2 separate regions of the Homo sapiens genome follow, and region 1 is linked to region 2. Evidence: chromatin contacts called from ENCODE Hi-C or POLR2A ChIA-PET data. All regions are on one chromosome and are shown on one strand. The core of a region is the stretch at or near the end of the contact, and the rest is flanking DNA. Distances in the headings are between cores, read along the strand shown. Region 1 has its middle 80 kb from the start of ZNF365. Region 2 overlaps ARID5B (AT-rich interaction domain 5B).

Region 1 (5,276 bases), core at 911-3,410, 400 kb before region 2:
TTGTTTTGAAATGAGCAAGCCAACCCCATCTGCTTAAGTGGTATAGAAAATTATTGTGCAGAAATATTCTCTGCCTCCTTCTCACTTTCATGGGAGGAGAGTACGTCTCCATTCGGTTGATTTGGGGTACAGTCATGTGACTTTCTTTGGCTAATGAGATGTTAGCAGACATGACACAGCATAGGGTACACATGTTTGTGCAGCTGGTCTTGCACTCTTGTGCCTCTGTCATCACCATGAGAATATGCTTGGGATGGGTCACCGGTCTCAGGAAAGAAGATAAGAGACATATGGAACAGGGCTGAGCTACACTAGCCCAGAAGCGTAAGAAAGATCAGCAGAGCTGTCCATACAAGCCCAGCCTAAATTAGCTGACCCCCAGCTGAGCTCAGAAGTGTGAGCAGCTCCTACTAAGATCAGCAGAACCCCCAACAAGCCCAATCTAGATCATCTGACCTCAGCCAACCCACACATACACATGTTAAGTAAATGCTTATTGTTGTAATCACTGAGTTTGTGTGTGTGTGTGTGCATGTGTGCGCACGTGTGTGTGTTTTAACTGAGCATCATTGTGGTCACAGCTAAATAGCATTACAAGAAAGACAGATGCTTACTTTCCTGCTAGTCTAGAATCTAAGAGGATATGAAACCAGAGCTACAGCTGTGGTCACCACATAGAACTTGAAGATGAAGTGTGCAGACTGAGGACAGCTGAGCTGAAATCGAGTCCCGCTCACATTGAGCTCTCAATTTAGCCTGGTCTAATGCCAGTTCTGCCTCTGATCTTGTTTATATGAGCCAGTAAATTCCTTTTGTATTGCTGAAATCAGATGGATTTGGCTTTTTCTATCCAACTTGCAATCAGAAGAATCTTAACTAATACCAAAGTATACAGGTAACCAATGATAGAAATAAATTCATAAAAATGAGAAGAGAGGGGTGGGGGAGTGGCGTACACAAAATAATTTCTCATCTTACACGGCATGGACAACATAATGTTCAATTCAGTAAATCAAGAAATATAAATATAGGCATGTTTTATGGAGATGATCATGGGAAAGGACTGAAATAAGAAATAAAGTTGGTTTTACTGGGACAGAGAATATGACCAAGGGATGAGGTGTTCATTTTTTTTTTTATCTTATGGAGATCTGTGGTGTCCCATGGGTGGCCACTAGCAGCAGTTGGTCATTTAAATTTAAATTAATTAAAATTTAAAATGCAGCCTCTTGTTCACAGTAGCAGCATTTGTAGTGCTCAACAGCTAGCTACATGTGGCTAGTGGCTACTGTACTAGATTGAACAGATATTGAATCTGTCCATCACCATCACCGCAGCAAGTTTAGTTGGACAACGCTGTAGTGGAGTGTCAGGAGTCACTGTGTAAAGTCAATGAATCAAACAACAGAAGTTTAAATACATCATTCAAAATTGCCCCATCACGATTTCATGGTACAGGCCCTGGAGGAAAAACAGCTTAGTTTCCTTTCAAATCCCAGCTCTGATACTTACAAGTTACTGAACCTTGGGTAAGTCACATTGATCTTTCTGTACTTCAATTCACTTATCAGTAAAATGGCAGAATACATGCAGACCTTTCTCACAAGGTTGCTGTGAGAATTAAATAACCAAATATATGTAAGTTCTTATATTTTGTGCCCAGCATGTGGTAAACATTCAATATTTACTTTTTATTTTCTATCCTTCTCTAAGTTAATTTTATTTTACCATATGCACATAGTTTAAATAAACTATGTATATATGAGATTTATAAATCAGTATTTAAATATAAATATAATATTTAATTTTTATCTCTCATATACAGTATATGTACATATACATATATCTCAGCTCCAGTTCATGGGATTATAGATGCTTTCATTTTCTTCTTTGTACATTTCTATAGTTTCCAAATTTCTGTATTGAACATGTATTATCTTTATCACCAGAAAAAAAAGTTTTTACTTTTAAAGATACCAACATATTTTGAGATGAACAGTGTTCTACATCTGGATCATTTGCTTTTGCTGATTTAGTCCACAGGGGCCCATTACATAATCTGTTGTTAGCCAACTGGGGCTTCATGACCTCTTTCCTGGGCTATTACAAAATCCTCCTGGCTGGTCCCCTTCCCTGTCCAGCTCTCTCCCAGCCTCCCTGTGCTGTCTCCACAGTGCTGCCAGAGTGATCCTTCCACAGCACAACATTTATAACACTCCCCTGCTTAAAACCTGTCAGCGTTTTTCTGTCCTTTACAAGTTAACTGCCCAGTCCAAGGCATGCCCCACCAAAGCCTTCTTATTCTAACCTTGCCTGCCTTTCCAGTCTTTTAACCCCCCACCAAATGTATCCAAGTCTCCACCCACAAACCACAAGGAGGAACATTCTTCTACCCCTTCTCCATTTCCAGTTGGAAGTCCCATTTATCCCACAAGATGTGCCTAACTTTGCACTAATCTCCAAAAGCAGAGCTCAGAGCTCCCACTCCAATCAGCACCACTGTCTCAGAGCCTGTTCTACTGAACAGCAATTATTTGTTTACATTCCAGACTCACCCTCAAGTATGCGCTCCTTGAGGGTGTGGCATCTTTGCCTTCCTGTGTCCAGCCCAGAAATTGACACCAAATAGTGCTTAATAAATGGTTGTTGCACGGATTCAGGAAGAAATTGTTTTAATTAAGATAGTAAATGTTCACTGCAGAAAATTAGAAAGTCTAGATAAATCAGAAGCAAAGAAAAAAAAACATGAAGCACATGTAATACCACCTCTCAGTAACATCAACACCTTGGTATATGTCCACAAGCTAGATTAGAGGTTCTCAAGCTTTCTTGGTTCATGGCACTCTCAGTGTTTCCGTAAATTTGTCTAGCATTTTAGACCAAAATAAATTATGTTTATTATGTAGTTTAGTCCAAACACCTTAATGGTAGTATGTAGTTCCCAGTGTCCAAAGGTGTCACTGTGTTTCCCTAGAAATTTTAGAATATATTGGGATGGGTGTTGCTGTGAATTCACCATAGTGCCCCAGGATTCCTTGGCACACAGTTTGGGAATTACTGGTCTAGACCTTCTAAAAGGATCTTTTAAAATACAATACATTGTCATATTGTACAGACTTTTGTTAACCAATGATTTGTATTTAATAAGAAGTAATACATGACTTTCCTGCTTGGTAACTGCTTATCTACCAATAGCTAATATTTGATAAGTACCTGGTAAGTTCCCTATGAGGAAGGTGTAATGCTACATCATTATCTTCATGAAGAAGCTGAGACACTGAGTTGTACATGAACAGCAAGGTATACGTTTAAAAAGGAAAAAATGAAAAAAGAAACTGAGGCACTGGCAATTTAAGAAACTTTACCAATATCTAACAGGTAGTAAGTTCACAATCAGGCTGCAAACCCAAGAAATCAAGTTTTAGAATCCGTACTCTTTTAACCTTCACAGCATCATTTAAATGGGGTGTGAGGCTACAATGGTGTTCTATGGTAAAGATGTATTACAACTTACTTAAATCATATCCCAAATATTAGACATTTAAATTGTTTCCAAGTTTTCACTATTTTCAACAATCTTGAAATGAACATCTTTATGGCTACATACTTTCATATTTATTTCCTTGGAGAAAAAAATCTATAGAAGTAGAATTTCTTTGTCAAAGAGTACAGTTTCTCAAAGAACTAAAAATAGAACTACCATTTGATCCAGCAATCCCACTGCTGGGTATCTACCCAAAGGAAAAGAAATCAACATATTAAAAAAAGTACCTACACCCACATATTTATTGAAGCACTATTCACAATAGCAAAGATACGGAATTAATCTAAGTGTCCATCCATCAACAGATGATTGGATAAGGAAAATGTGGTACATATATACAATGGAATACTATGCAGCAATTAAAAAGAATGACATCACTCTTTTGCAGCTTGAATGGAACTGGAGGCCATTATTTTAAGTGAAACAACTCAGAAACAGAAAGACAAATACAGCCTGTTCTGTCTTATAAGTGGGAACTAAATAATGTGTCCACGTGGACATTGAGTGGGGAATGATAGGCACTGGCGACTCATAAGGGTGAGAGAGTGAAAGGGATGTGGATGGTAAGAAATTACTTAATGGGCACAATGTGCGTTATTTGGTGATGGATACCCTAAAAGCCCTGACTTTACCACTACAAAATCTATGGATGTAATAAAATTAAATTTGTACCTCATCAATTTATTTAAAAAATTTTTTAAAGATGTACAAACTCCAAGTTTTTTAGTACTTGTATTCCAGCTATTCTACCAAATAGGCTGGATAAATTTCTATTTCATTATTTGTTTTTTCTAATTCAGTGTTTCACAAACACTGAATATTTTTATTATTTAAAAAAATGTTACCAATAAATCTCCCTAAGCCAGGAAGATACACTTACATTTTACAAACCTTTCCACAGCAAAGAATATATTTATGGAACAATGAAGGTGGCAGTAGGAAGGATTCAAGGGACCTTGGGCCTGCCCAGTCCTTCTGTGACCATAGGAGAATAATTTAATATCTTCATTTCTACTTGTCTACTAACATGACCAGTGCTTTTCAAACTTTTCACAGAAATAGCCCAAAGATACAAGAGAATAAAAACTTATTCCTAGAGTTAGGACCCTGGGGTGTATTGATCTAAAGAGATCCATTGCAGGCATGCAGTTTTTCCTCCTCTCAGATTCAGGCCAAAACTGCCTTCTTCTCCATAAGATGTTGGGGTTTTTAATATAGTAACATGAGTTTTGTTTTTTCATTTTTATCAGATAGAATTGTTGCTCCAGGGAGATAGATGTGCAATAACTTAATATGTAGCTTCAAGGACCCCAAGAGACTGCTGTGTACTCCACTTTGAGAAACAAGAAATTCTCTTCAAGATTCTTTCAACCTTGGTCAGTGTAAGATTCTAGAGAACACGATCTGTTCTCCAGTTAACCATAAAATGTGCGGTCATTATTCTGGGGGTGGTTAATTTTCCTAGAGGGGTCAGCATTTTTCTTTCCCATCAATTTCCTTGATTCCTGATACAGAAATGGCCTTTCCTCTCTGTTCTGACCATGCCTGGCCATCACTGGAGAGGCTGACAATTTAGATCCACATCCTAGAGTCACTAATAATAATAGTATTTCCATCTTCACCCTGAAATCCACACCCAGCTTTCTTAATTAACTTCCTTCTACTCTAAATTTGTTTCATGGCACAGGTAATGTGATGCAGCAATGAAGAAACACTGTTCTTGGCATAGAAA
Region 2 (5,248 bases), core at 1,019-3,518:
GTTAAAAGGAGAATAAGGTTTGAGCTCCTTGGTGTGTAGAGAGCTGCTTAACCCTCTTCCTCATCTGTGTAGAAACACTCAGAAACAGAAAGAAGACACAGAGGGGTGCATGAACCAGGTCCAAAGTAACCCAGACTCCCTGCTACATAGCAAAGGCTCCAAATGAAGCCAGGCTGCTGCCTACTGAACTCTGTCCTGAATCTCAGTGGGCTTGCCAGCATGCTGCTCCTGGGGAGGCCAGGTACTTAGTAAGAAGTGAACAAGTAAACAGAAGCTTCTTTTCTTGTTCTAGCTTGATATTTTTTTTTTTCAGTTAAGATAAATGAGCTCTTTAGGGTATTATTCTGATTCTGGGTAGGACTAAATCAAGTTCCTTTCTGTATGTTTTTACATTTACCCAAAGCATTCTCAGCATTTCAATCTATTAAATTATTACAGTGCAGGTGGTAGTGGAAATGGGAGCTAGTCTTCATGTTGACCTAAGAAAGCCCAGCCTTTTGATGGTGACAGTTAATTACTAGATCTGTTTTTCCTGACCTGAACACCATACACCTGTTGAGTTCACTAAGTACTTTGGGGTTTCCAAAATGATTGAGGAGGTGCTAATTAAAGAATCAACATTTAACGTTTTCAATGATCCACCACCTATTTGATATTAACCACATCCTTCCACGGGATTGAGTTATAACTAATCCAGCCTTCAACTGGGGCAGTAAGATGTGCTGAACCAGCAATACAAAAAGCTAGAGTTCTAATCTTGGTTTGGTTGCTAACTTGCTAGGTGACCCTCAGTTTCTACCTTAGTAAAGCAAAAATGATAATCCCTGGGAATAGTTCTGAGGACCAAATGAGAGGAAAAATATTGAAAATAATGAAAGTATCACATTTGTGAAATATAGAAAGTATGTTTATGGTTTAAATGAACACACTTCCCACCACAGTTTCCTTTTTTGTGTTCCTTTTAGAATATAAACCACCTGTAATACACTTCTGCCCTTCAGAAAATGCATACGGGATATTAAAAATAATTTGCCTTCTATCAATGTAGGCCTTTTATTAGGGTCCTATGCCATGAAGATTTCTGTTATAGATCACTCTATGAAAGGCCTGGGCCTCAGGTTCACTGCTTTAAGATTATTCCAGAAAAAAATGGCAGGATTTGGGCTGAACACAGTCATGAGATCTTCAAAGAACTGGTAGTTTCCTCCCCACGTGACACTTGCTGTCTTTGGGGAGCCATGTAATTCTCTCTCCGTTGGAAAACATGGTCTTGCAAAGCTGGTTTTCATGTTCTCATTGAGGGAGTGCAACGTTTTGATGGCGACCGGCAAATCACTTGACTTATTTTTCCAGTCATGAACACAACAAACCCAGTGGGTCCCACTCTAAGAGCTTTGCTGTGTGGAGCTGCATGAAGTTGGTGCTTAGTTAGAAATGGTCTGTTTGAGGCACTTTTAAAAAGAAACAGTCACATGGGTCTTGGTCACAAAGTCAAACAGCTCACTGTCCTCTAAGATGCTGCTTTCAATTCAACAGATGATTAGATGGTCACAGACTCATAATCTCTACTGCAGTGTTTCATGAGAAAAGACCATGTTAAGACACACATGCTTTTTAATGACTGTCCTCATCCCAGATGTGGCTTGTTCATTCTGTAGGGATTTTACATCTGCCTGTTGGTGTCAACAGACAAGCTCGTCACACTTCATACCTACTGATCTTTTTGCTTAAGTGGTCTTGCCAGACCCACTGGAAGCAGCCAAGGCATGACTGTAATCCAAGACTCTGAAAAGAGCCAAGCCATTAGACCAGTCCCTAGGAGCTGACTGCAGCATGACATTCATCTGTTCACCATTGAACACCAACGGTGGAAGAATGATCCATCTCTTTGTAAAGATTCTGACGGGCAGCACTGTTGCGGGGATGGAGTAAAGGCGTCACTTAGAAAACCCAGGACTGACTTCTATCCTTCTTGTTAAGAAGTCAGTGAACATCAAATATGGCCCATCTGTATAGCAGGCTCTTGTTCTTCTCGGCTTTGTGAACCCAACAGTGAGTTCTGAGCTGCCTTCCATGGAAAGAAACATTGGAGGTCTGCTCTTTCAGATCAATTGTATGAGTTCTGTAAAATTCTCAGAAGCAGACCTTGGTGGTGATTCCAAGTGGCATGGGAAGGAGCTTTATCCTGCCGGGCTCAGGTACAGAATATGCTGGAGTAAACAAATGCTGTCAACCAAGAAGGATGGGCTGGGCACCAACAGAAGGCATGGGCAGTACAAGCTCTGCTGAATGTTATGGTCTTGAAACCTTCTTGCGCCATTCTGCAGGATCTTGCAAACTACATAGTAGGGAATGAACTGTTCCTGCTGACATCCTTCAAGACGATGGAAACCAAAGTCCTAGGTAGATAGTTCTAGGGCTGAGGTGTCCAACTTACAAGAAAATGTCATTCATGGCATCCATGTGGAGTTAATTCGCAGAAAGTTAAATGTGCAAAACAACAATAACTTTAGGGAAAGAGATTTGTTTTCAGCAAGAAACTGGAAAATACACATTTCTACTGGTTGATCTCTTCTTAACCCTTTGGAATCTTAGAAGTATGAAGAAATTCTAAGCAAAAAAGTCCTTAAAATTTCCTAATGAAACAATGATGCTTAAAGATAAGATTTTTTAGAATGTGAAAGTCTAAGATTTACTTCATTACACTGGGAAGGAGGTAGAGTACATGGCAGAGAAACAGTAGACTGTCAACACAGAACTTAACTCATGTTTTTTTTTTTCTACATCAGACTCTTCCAAATTCACCACTAATCAAAATGGTCCCATTTTCAGAAGTTTAGTTATTTGATCTGGAAACTGGTGTCAGTTGAAATCTGTTCGTCAACTAAAATCCTAAAGGGACGATTGCTGTCTTTAGCACAAAAATAACACCTAAATGCAGTAAACAGAACCATGGAAATCTGACCCAAGCCCACAAAAGTCAGAAAGGTAAGTCTAAAAATATAAAGTGATACTTTACCCTTTGTCGTGCAAAATACTTCAGGCATGCATGCACTTTCAAGATTCCAAAGAATGCTTAGGTAAAAAATTGACCTGGGTCTTGAACAACAGCGTAGAATTTACTTTCATTCTATGTTAACAGAGATCTTTAAAAGTATATAAATGCTTGTGGGCATATGTATACATCTAAATATTTTGCTATGTATCTTTAATTTTAGTCTAATGTAAATTAGAAGTGACTTTGAAAAATACATAACTAAAAAGATTAATTCTAGCTATTTCTAATTTCATCCTCTGTTAATCTCCAAAACACATTTAGATGAACACATTCAGAAAGAGGACGGTTCAGCTGGTCTATTTTTGACACAAGCAGAGTAAACTATGTCATTGTGTCACCCACTATGAAATCTCAGCCTCAATGACGTGGGTGCTTAATCATCTGTCCTTTACTCATAACAGGCCAAACTGGGAGGTAGGAAGTCTTTCTGTTGACTAATCAAAATGCCTACCTCCCCCAGCCCACGGCAACCAGGGGAAGGGAGGTGGCAGGAACAGGCACAGCATAGAGCTTCAAAAGCTCTGAATACCAAAGTCAGATGCTGAATTGAAAACTGCCTCCAAGACACAGGCACAGAGAGATAAAGAGAAAAAGCAAAAATAAAAAGATGCAACGAAATGAATACCGTGGAGTGAATGACCGTACCTTGGCAACGGCTTTGCCATCGGAATTGTTGTTGGAATCCTTAACACCACTGAATGAATCTCTTCTTTGTGGGCATGGTTTCTTTTTGCGTGGTCTGCCTTTAAGATTTGGCGCTGAAAACAAATGGAAAACAATTGATATACATTTTCACTTGCATGGGTTTCTTTATTAAAGACCCAGAATCTCACTACAGTGATCCCTTCTAATTGTTCAGAGAAATGTACAGATCTGTGGCAGGCAGCCCTCATTATTACATGCTTCTCTCTCTGAAGGCTTGCATATTGGTAGAGTATACATTTCTGTACACGTTTCCCAAAGCTAATCTATTTAGCTTTAACATGTCTAATTAATAGAAGTAACACGAAGCTCTTAGCTCTAAAGGATCATGATAAGAAAAATGTCCTTCCACGTTGTTAGACAAGAAGCATTTGGTGCTGAAAAACTGAGCCAGGCTTTGAGCTCAATCTTTGGTTTTTGTTTTGTATCTTGCTTTCCGAAACCTAAGTGACATGCCTGCCCTTATGGTATCATAGTAATGAAATGTTTGAAAACATCTCTTTTACAAAATATTCAGAGACAAGGGCATTCTCTCAAATTACCATACAGATAAGTAGAGAGATAGCTATAGAGAGAGGGGCATTCACAACAGCAAGCTGGAAAACATTATTACATATATTTACTAACAATACTGCAACCAGCAAGTTTCAAATCTCAACAAATCTGACAGATACATTTAAATCAGCATGCTGTCTTTTCCTTTTCAATATATTTTTATGAAGATCTTAAGGCTTATTTAATATAACATCCAAAGATTACACTGGGGTTAGCCTGATTCCATGGGGGTTACACTTTTGAAAAGACAAGATACAAATCAAAGTTCTATTTCATCCTTGATGCTGAGCTTGTTCCTTTTAAGATCTACACAGAAAGTAGGGGGAAAAGGCTGCTGTTTATTGAGAGCTATGACTATCCGGCATCAGCTTTCACATTTAACTTCATCAGTCACCCAAGTCAAGCAAAATTAAAAACAACCAACTAACCAACCACCCCTAGAATGACTCCAAGCTAATGAATTATACCCTAAACAATTTCCTTCAGACCTTTCAAGGCACCCACACTTTTTATTACTTAAGGAGTGATTATGACAATGTCAAATCTAAACAACATGAACCTTCTTGATTGTTGTTAATCTTACTTAGGCAGTTAACCAGTGGTTTTAGGACATTTTTACACTGTACTCATTTTACAAACACAATTAATCCTACTAATTTGATTTTCTCCTCCGGATAACAGTTTTACTGTTGGTGGAAGCTCAGTAAAGCAGAACTGCCTTTAAAATCAGAGAGGCAAAAGTTTAAAAAGAGGCTTTAGGGCTTAGGATCCCCTTCCCACACCCGCTCTCTCCTCTCATTCCCCTAAACGCTGGTCTGAAAGTCCATCCCAGAAAGCCAGCCTGGAATTACCAAAGGTAAACAAGCTCACAAACAAAAATCAAGCAAAGAGAAAGTAGCGATTACCCATTCCAGTCGACAAACATCTGCCTGA

What was found. A loop is a pair of places that touch in the nucleus more often than their neighbours do. ChIA-PET counts read pairs that join two places held with the same protein, here RNA polymerase II (POLR2A). Pooled maps may share reads with other maps.
Region 1: a map of OCI-LY7 shows a loop between it and region 2 (3-fold over the local background). The contact joins two enhancer-like sites. A Hi-C loop is called at or near these places in 1 of 168 maps with a recorded cell type or tissue (OCI-LY7), 13 of 37 single-sample maps with no recorded cell type and 4 of 50 pooled maps. POLR2A ChIA-PET finds 5 or more read pairs at or near these places in 2 of 52 experiments (B cell and OCI-LY7).

The regions. Positions count from the first base shown.
Region 1 is chr10:62,452,100-62,457,375 of GRCh38, reverse strand. It overlaps a transcript of ZNF365 not described here. Among named protein-coding and RNA genes, the nearest start is that of ZNF365, 80 kb to the right of the region's middle. Within about 2 kb of position 2,160, at least 9 of the 41 ENCODE cell types and tissues checked have a DNase peak (open chromatin) inside an H3K27ac peak, as active enhancers do.
Region 2 is chr10:62,049,456-62,054,703 of GRCh38, reverse strand. It overlaps ARID5B (AT-rich interaction domain 5B), which reads right to left. Exons shown (of 10, transcript NM_032199.3): 5 at 3,704-3,816. Among named protein-coding and RNA genes, the nearest start is that of ARID5B, 150 kb to the right of the region's middle. RefSeq lists enhancers at 1-19, 3,022-4,221. Within about 2 kb of position 2,268, at least 2 of the 41 ENCODE cell types and tissues checked have a DNase peak (open chromatin) inside an H3K27ac peak, as active enhancers do.